2 separate regions of the Homo sapiens genome follow, and region 1 is linked to region 2. A link is a loop called in an ENCODE intact Hi-C map of the cell type or tissue named here. Cell type or tissue: mammary epithelial cell. All regions are shown on one strand.

Region 1 (4,000 bases), 320 kb before region 2:
TGAGGGGCAGAGAGAGAGAGACACACACCCCGAGAGTGGCAGGGTTTGGACTGGAAGTCAAGTCTCTGAGCTCTGGGACGAGGAGGCAAGAGGAACAGGGGAAGAATGGGGGCTTTTCATGTCTGGAGTCTTCAGTCATATCCTTGTGCTGGGCTGCCGGGGTTGCTAGCCCCTGTAGTCCTGGGGGAGGTGGAGGTGTCAGCTCAGCCTCCCGCAGAACGAAGGAGGAGTGGCAGGGGTGGGAGGATGGTGCCTGCCCTCTCTACAAGGCACTCCCAGCAGCCCCATCGTCAGCCTCAGGCCAGCACTGCCAGCAGGCAGGGGCTGCTCACCCAGGTCTGGTTCAGAGGGTGCTGGCCGCTCTTTTCCCCAGGAAGGGGAGAGAGGGAGGCCGTGGAGCTATGAGTGTGGTGAAGAACGTCACCTGTGGAGACAGACTGCCCTGATCAGAATCAGTCTTGCAGACTGTGTGACCGTGGGCAGGTGACTTGACCTCCCTGAGTTTCCTCATCTCTAAGATGGGGACAATCTCGCTCCTGGAGTGTTGTAAGGATTAAGTGAATTAATGTATGTAAATATCCAGCCCCAGGCCTGGCACAGATCAGCAGTGCACATGTGTTAACTGTTCTTGCCATCCTTTGGGAGGGGCCTGGCAGGGAACCTGACCCTTTTGTACTTTCTCCCCCAGGGAGGGAAGGAGGGGAGCACTTGAGCCCCAGCTTCTGCTGCTGCTAAGGGCATGGGCCCAACCTTGGGGTGGCCGAAAGGAGGCAGGTGGCAAACATGGGGTCCACTTCCCACCCCCGCCACCCACACACACACACACACACATCACTGCCACAAGCCACTTCTCGGCTTTCAGGGGCCCCTCTGCACAGAGCCAAGAGAGCATGGGAATGGAAGGAGGGAAGGGAAGGGAAGCAGGTGGCCACCGAGGCTGAGCTGCATCCGCAGCTGGGCGCGAGCCCCGAGCCTACGTGCTGGTTCCTCCGTGAGGCAGTGTGCGGAGCAGGCCCTGGCACGCCAACCCCTACCCAGTGACTCCTGAAACCCCGACAAGTCTGAGCTGGAAGCGGGGCTGGGCGAGGCTCCTGATAGATTCGTGTTGGGCAGAGGGATGGTCGGGCGGGGAAGCATGGGAAAGACCCCACTCTCGAAACTCTGACACCACTGGGGATGCTGGGAGGGAGCAGGTGGGGCTGGGGACATGCGGCCAGGCTCAGGGCTTCTACCTTCTCCCTCTCAGGCCCCTCACCCCACATGCCCCTGCCCGGCGGGGCAGGAAGAAGACAGGCCGCGGCAGAGGAGGGATGTGCTCCCCTCAGCATTTTGCCAAGTGATGATTTCAGTGCTGCTGAGAAAGAGGGAGGAAGGGAGGATGACAGCCGGGAGCTGGGAGCAGGGCAGGCCAGGCAGGAGGGCTCCCAGAAAACTCCTGGGACTGGGGAGGTCATTTTATACAGGAGCTCTCCCTCCAACCAAATGAGGTGGATGTGCTCCGGCCCATTTACAGGTGAAAAGGCTGGGTTTCGGGAAAGTTATGAGACTTGTTCATAGGTCCTACTGCTAGTTAAGTGCCAAGGCTGACATTAGCACCAGGAAAAACAAGGAAGCCTCTGCCTTCCCACCGCCCCTTTCAGCCTTCTGGGCACTGGGGAAAGGGAAAGCCCAGGGACCTGGATGTGTCCACAGGCCCTGCTGTAGCGGGGCAAGAGCAAGGCAGAGAGTGGGCAGCACCGTGCCCCCTGCAGGCAGACCACCCGCAGAGCAGCCTTCAGCTCAGCTGGCCTCTCCCCAAAACCCCATGTCACAACCTTTTGAAGATCCCACTTTCCCCGCCCACCTCAGGATGGGGGACTCTCAGGTGGAAAGAAAACTGTGAACTGTGGCTGCCTGCCCTCCAGGGTGACCCCAAGCTGGGGCTGGGTTTAGACCTGGAGCTCCAGAGGAGCTGAGTTCAGGCCTGCTGCTGCACTGAGGGCCATGCGTGGAGTTTGCTTCGTTCTGTGGTTAAACCAGGAAGAGGTTAACACTAGAGTTGGGGTCATGACCCGGGTTTGTGTTGTGGTCTAGGTTGGCACTGATGTTGAGACCTGGGCGGGGGCTACTCTTGGGGTTTCTGTGAGTGGTTGGGGAGAATGCTTTTGGTGGTTAACACTGGGGCAAGCACATTGAGTTGGGGTATTCCAGCTCAGGCTGTGTCCTGAGAAAGGGTGGATGAGTTTGGGAGGCTCAGCACTAGTTGAACAAAAGGCCATTGCTTATGTTTGGAGGATAACTGCCCATTTTCACAGGACCATTGGCCAGGGGAGAGAATCGGGGTTGGGGTGGTAGTTGAGCCGGAAGGTAGGTTGAGGTGGGGGGCGGCGTGAAAAGTGAGTGGCTTCTGCAGTGATGGAAGGGCCACTCAGAGTCCCTGCCCCTGTCCCCGAGTTCCCCCACCTCTGTGGCATCCTGTGATGTGGGACCCTCCCCACCCCAGGCCCCACCCAGATGCTACTCAGACATAAGCCTGAACATCTGGGCACGGGCTGGTCTCCCCTCTGTGGGGTTTGGGTTCTCTCATCAGCCAAGGGAACACAGGGCCGGGGTTTTGCCTCTTACCCCAGCAGTCCTGAGGCCCTGATCTGCTGGTGCCTGGGGGACCTGCCCTCCTGGCCTACCTCCGGCAGCGCTGCTGGAGACCCTTTGGTGGGGGCTCCTGAGGCCACACTAGCTGAAGAAGTCAAGAGAAAACTCAACTTTAAGCCTTTGCTAGTTCCGTTTCCCATCCCCTTTTTTTTCTGGCCCCAGCCCCTGGTCATTGAAGCACATCGGATAAAGACTGCCACCCCCCAGCTCGGAGGTCTGTGATCCAGGAGCAGAGCTCATAGGGTGGCAAGGAAGCAAGGAAGCCTTTATTTTTTATTTATTTATTTTTTTTGTTGTTGTTGGATGGAGACAGCCCTGAGCCAGGAGACATGGAAAGAGAGGCTGGCCTGCTGGGGTCTCAGTCCATGGTTGTGCCACCTGAGACACTGCAGGGTGACGTTTCACCAAGGAGGGGCTGCGAGGAAAGGAGCTCCGGCTGTCTCCTCCAGCATCACAGCTCCCTTTCCTGGCACCGCCTAAGTCCAGGTACAGAAGAGGCCCTGAGCACCTTGTGCCAAGGCCTGGTGCAGTTCTTGTATCATCCATACAGGGAAGGGTTCAGCAGAAGGCCCAGCCCCACCTGGGAATGTTATGTCTAACCCAGACGTTACGTGCAATTTGAATGCAGTATCGCTCATTGGGTCCAGACCAGTGAGTTCTGCCCAGAAATGAAATAGCAGGTTTGGTGCCTATGCAGATACCTTCTTCTTCTCAAGCTGCTTTGGAAGCAGGTGGAGGGAAGAGATTGCTCTGGGGCCCTGGTCACTGATCCCCACTCGCTGTCCAAGAGTTCAAGGTCACCACTGTGCTGTGGCTACAAAGTATTATTTCAGGGGTCATTGCGGTGGGGATTGGTGAGACCAAGACCTTCTCGAGGGGATGGGGTCGAGAGCCCTCCATCCCAATGTTGCTCCAGTGGCCCCCACCTGCTGCTCTGGCAGTGCGCACGGAGCTCCTAGCCCTGCTGCCTGTTTGGAATGTGCGGGGCACATTCAGAACTTCTGAACAGTCAGGTTGCCTTCTCCTCATTGCCCCTTCAGCAGCAGGGCCCCACCCACACCCTGAAGCCTGAACCGATAGTCCCTCACTTTGCAGCTCCCTCCCACAGCAGAGTGCCTCTGGGCAGGCAGAATTCTGACTCCAAAGCCTTGCCTAGGAGCAGGAGGTGCCTGGGGCATGGATGGAAGTGCTGGGAGTGCCAGATGCCAGCCCTGGGTGGGACGGGCTCAAGGGCTGATGCTGTAGGGTCTGAATGCCACAGGGAAGGTGCGTGTGCACATGTGTGTGCTGCTCCTGAGGCTGCGAGGCTGGAACCACCTGCAAGTCTGCAATCAGGCCCTCCTATGTTCAAAGAAAAGCCAGGAGAACC
Region 2 (4,000 bases):
CCAGGAGGAGGAGCTGGGCAGGGGACTGCCCCCATTGTCCAAGGTGGCGGACACCTGGAGAGGCGCTGCCTGGAGCTGCATGCCTGTACTTGCCAGCTCTGGGTAAACAGTGAAAGGAGCTGGGCAGCAGGGGCCCCCCGCACTGGGCAGGGAGGGGTATGGGGGATCCCAGCCAATTGGCTTGCCTCCCACTGCCCCATGAAAGGGCCATTCAGTTCAGGCTGTTCCTGTGGCAACAGGGAGACTCGCAGCCACGTGAGTGCCCGTCCTGTCCCTGTCTTGCGCAGCGAGACTCCGGCCAGGGCCCCAGCCCGCTCTCCTGCCCATAGTGCATTCTGTGGCCTCCAGGGACAGCTGTGCAGGTAATGCCAAGGGGCACCAACCCAGGCTGTGCTTTCACCTGGAAGGTGCTAGGACCTTTGAGAGTGAAACTGGGGGTTGCGGGAGGGGAGAGACATGTGGAAGGCCCCGGCCCCAGTAGGAACCCTCTCCGCAGGCATGGGAACTGTAGCTAGAAGTCAGAGCCGAGAGGCAGCTTCCATGGAGTATTAGTGATGGCATGACTCCCAGGGCTGCTAGGAGGAGGCGGAGGGGTCTGGCAATCACCTGCCAGATGGGAGGGAGAGTGGGGATTTGGGAGCCCTCCTGGGAATCTGTGGGCCAGAGATGTGGCCCCACCTCCGGCTCCAAAGCCTTTCAGAGCTGTCTGTCCCTGTCCTCTGGACCTCGTTTGGCCCCAGCACTTCTGCGTCATCAGCAGGGTCAAGGGATGTCACGGGCTTGGGGCGCTGCCCGAAGAATACCAATTCCCTGAGAGCCTTACTGTGGGGGAGGGAGAGGGAGAGCTGTGGGGAGGAGCCATGAGCTCATACCCTTGTTGGGGGGATTGTATCTGATTGGCTGCCTGGTGTCCCAGAGCCCAGCTCCTGAGACCTGGAGTCTCTTTGACTTTGCATTATTGATGGAGTTCTCCAAAGCAAAATAGGGCAGGACTGGGCCCCCACCCCGACCCTGTGCCTCTGTCTGTCTCTCCCGCTATGGTTTCCCTCTAACGCTGTGTGACATCATCCCCCAGTTACCTTTTCCTAGAAAGGGGTGAAAGTTGTGCTGGGCACAGTGGGCAAAGGAGTGTACATGAAGGGCCAGGGGCCCCCTGGGCCAGGTGGCAAAAGGCTAGACAGTAAGATGGACCAGGCCTTTCTGATGTCAGCCTGGACTGAAAACTGCTGGAGTTCTCAGGCAGGGTCAAGGAATGCTGTTCCGGGCCTATATGGAAGCCACCTGCTCATCTCTCACCCCTGTACCTACCCCAAAGCCTTGTGTGGACTGGGATTCTAGAGCTTTCTGCCAAGCCCTCGCATTTGGGGTTTGGCACCAGCTCCTCTCTGCCCTAATGGGCTGGGTTGCCAAGCCAGTGTCTGCTGAGTGGCCAGATGTCTGCCCACTGCCTGTTTCTCTCGCTGGGGGCTGCAGGGGGAGGCCTGGCATCCCAAGCTGAGGCCAGAGGCTGGCCAGGCTGGGAGACAGCCAGCCCTGATATTATCACAGACCTTCAGAGGGCGGAGCCATGCTGCCTCGCAGTAGCTGGGGGAGGAGATGGTAGCCACTGTCATTGTGGAGCCCTTCACGTGTTGTTATCTCATTTATTCCTCACAACAGCCCTGTGAGGTAGGAATTATGAGGATGATGGTTTTACTCATTTACAGATGAGGAAGTTGGGGCTCAGAGAGGTTACGTGACTAGTGCAAAATCACCCAGCTAGTCCATCACAGGGCAAGTCCCACAACTCTGAGAGTCCTGGATGGCTCTGCTCCATCCCCCTAGAAAGCCCCCCAAGAGCCCCTGATGCCCTCGGGGAAAGGCGTCTGACCCTACTTGCTCCTCTGCCACTCCAGCTCCATTGGATACAGGCTGCACGTTTACGGTGATGGAAGGCCTCTGGGGGTCCCCAACTGACCCTAAATCTGATGCGGGGGAGGTAACTCCAGGTTAAGTAGAAAGAACACTGGCCAGGATTTTAAAGACCTGGATTCCAGTCCTGGCTCTGCTGGTGTGTGGCCGGGGGCAAATAAGCATCACTTTTCCCATCTGTATAACAGATAGATTAAAATTCATGATCCTCTGGGGCTCTCAAAGCTCCACATTCAGCAGTGTCTGTGTTCCTTCACTAGACCCTCCCCAGCTGCAGGACTGGAGCAGGGAAGGACTGGGAATGCCACCTGCAGTGCAAGATTTGGGACTGTAGGGGGCCCCCTTTGCACAAGCATCGCCAGGACCAATTTGAGATCTGTGTTTGTAGAGGAAGCCTGTGTTGGTAGAGGAACTCTTAGGAGGCCACAGGGCCCTAACTCCACTTAGAACAGAAGCTTAGCTCAGTGAAGTGAGTGTCCCTCACTGTGGGACCATGCAGCAGGTGCTGGTGTCTGGGGAAAGGGTCTGGAGACCACGTTCTGGCCCCTCATTGTTGCATGCTCACTCACGGCCTCCCCTGCCCACCCACACCCCATTACTTCCTCCCCTGAGCCTCCTTGGCCTCACAGGGGATCTGACCAAATGATCTTCAGGTCATTCCAGCACAGACAGTCTAGGATTCCAAAAAGACACCTGCTCATCACATAAGTCAGAAGGGACAGATGTGGTCTTAACTCCTGAAATATCCAGCATTCTCAACCCAGGGGTCAGTGGCATTCCCCCAGCTCAAGAGTTTCTGCAGATGCTGAGGCAATGGGATTTGACCTGGAAGACTGCACGGCTTGGTGGGCTGTGGAGGTCAGATAGCCCCTGCTTGCGTGTTTGAGTCTTTGAATGGCCAGGATGCGCTGACTTCCTGTGTGGCATATAAAAGCCACCTCATCCCTCGCACTCTCACCGAGGTGTGAACACACAGGTGCAAGCAAGCTCCTGTGCACACCTGCGTGCATGTGTGCTTCTCAGCAGCCAGCCTGCCTCTTGTGGAAATGGACTGGGAGCTCTGAGGTTCTGGCCCAGCTGAGGATGGGGAGCAGGTCTGTGGGAGCCCGACACCTGGCAGGGCCCTCTGACAACTACACTCCTTGTCTTTCAGCCCATGAGGCTCCCAGTCCCCACTGAGTGCCACCCTGAAGGATGTCCCAGCTCTCCTCCACCCTGAAGCGCTACACAGAATCGGCCCGCTACACAGATGCCCACTATGCCAAGTCGGGCTATGGTGCCTACACCCCGTCCTCCTATGGGGCCAATCTGGCTGCCTCCTTACTGGAGAAGGAGAAACTTGGTTTCAAGCCGGTCCCCACCAGCAGCTTCCTCACCCGTCCCCGTACCTATGGCCCCTCCTCCCTCCTGGACTATGACCGGGGCCGCCCCCTGCTGAGACCCGACATCACTGGGGGTGGTAAGCGGGCAGAGAGCCAGACCCGGGGTACTGAGCGGCCTTTAGGCAGTGGCCTCAGCGGGGGCAGCGGATTCCCTTATGGAGTGACCAACAACTGCCTCAGCTACCTGCCCATCAATGCCTATGACCAGGGGGTGACCCTAACCCAGAAGCTGGACAGCCAATCAGACCTGGCCCGGGATTTCTCCAGCCTCCGGACCTCAGATAGCTACCGGATAGACCCCAGGAACCTGGGCCGCAGCCCCATGCTGGCCCGGACGCGCAAGGAGCTCTGCACCCTGCAGGGGCTCTACCAGACAGCCAGCTGCCCTGAATACCTGGTCGACTACCTGGAGAACTATGGTCGCAAGGGCAGTGCATCTCAGGTGCCCTCCCAGGCCCCTCCCTCACGAGTCCCTGAAATCATCAGCCCAACCTACCGACCCATTGGCCGCTACACGCTGTGGGAGACGGGAAAGGGTCAGGCCCCTGGGCCCAGCCGCTCCAGCTCCCCGGGAAGAGACGGCATGGTGAGTTTACCCTTGGGGACCGGGGATAGGCTGGGGAGGCAGCCACTGATGGAGAACAGCCAGGCTGAGGGCTCGACTCCCAACCTGACTGATGACTGACAGGCTGCTCCTGGTGGAGACA

Evidence for each region. A loop is a pair of places that touch in the nucleus more often than their neighbours do. Peaks named below come from ENCODE experiments on the same cell type or tissue, not always from the same donor. Only the 100,000 strongest peaks of a DNase experiment are listed, where the experiment ranks them.
Region 1: it touches region 2 in a loop (2.3-fold over the local background); 1 of 110 quality-filtered maps calls a loop at or near these places.

The regions. Positions count from the first base shown.
Region 1 is chr11:119,689,243-119,693,242 of GRCh38, reverse strand. The region is part of intron 1 of NECTIN1 (nectin cell adhesion molecule 1); the gene reads left to right. Among named protein-coding and RNA genes, the nearest start is that of NECTIN1-AS1, 19 kb to the left of the region's middle. RefSeq lists enhancers at 106-832, 833-1,558, 3,220-3,720. In mammary epithelial cell, a CTCF peak has its summit at 1,750 (motif pointing left); DNase peaks (open chromatin) are centred at 1,082 and 2,022; H3K4me3 peaks cover 338 bases; H3K27ac peaks cover 2,773 bases.
Region 2 is chr11:119,372,586-119,376,585 of GRCh38, reverse strand. USP2 (ubiquitin specific peptidase 2) reads left to right here. Exons shown (of 13, transcript NM_004205.5): 2 at 3,065-3,879. The coding sequence starts at 3,106. Among named protein-coding and RNA genes, the nearest start is that of USP2, 7.1 kb to the left of the region's middle. RefSeq lists enhancers at 1-259, 3,126-3,626. In mammary epithelial cell, a CTCF peak has its summit at 2,239; DNase peaks (open chromatin) are centred at 85 and 2,245; H3K27ac peaks cover 697 bases.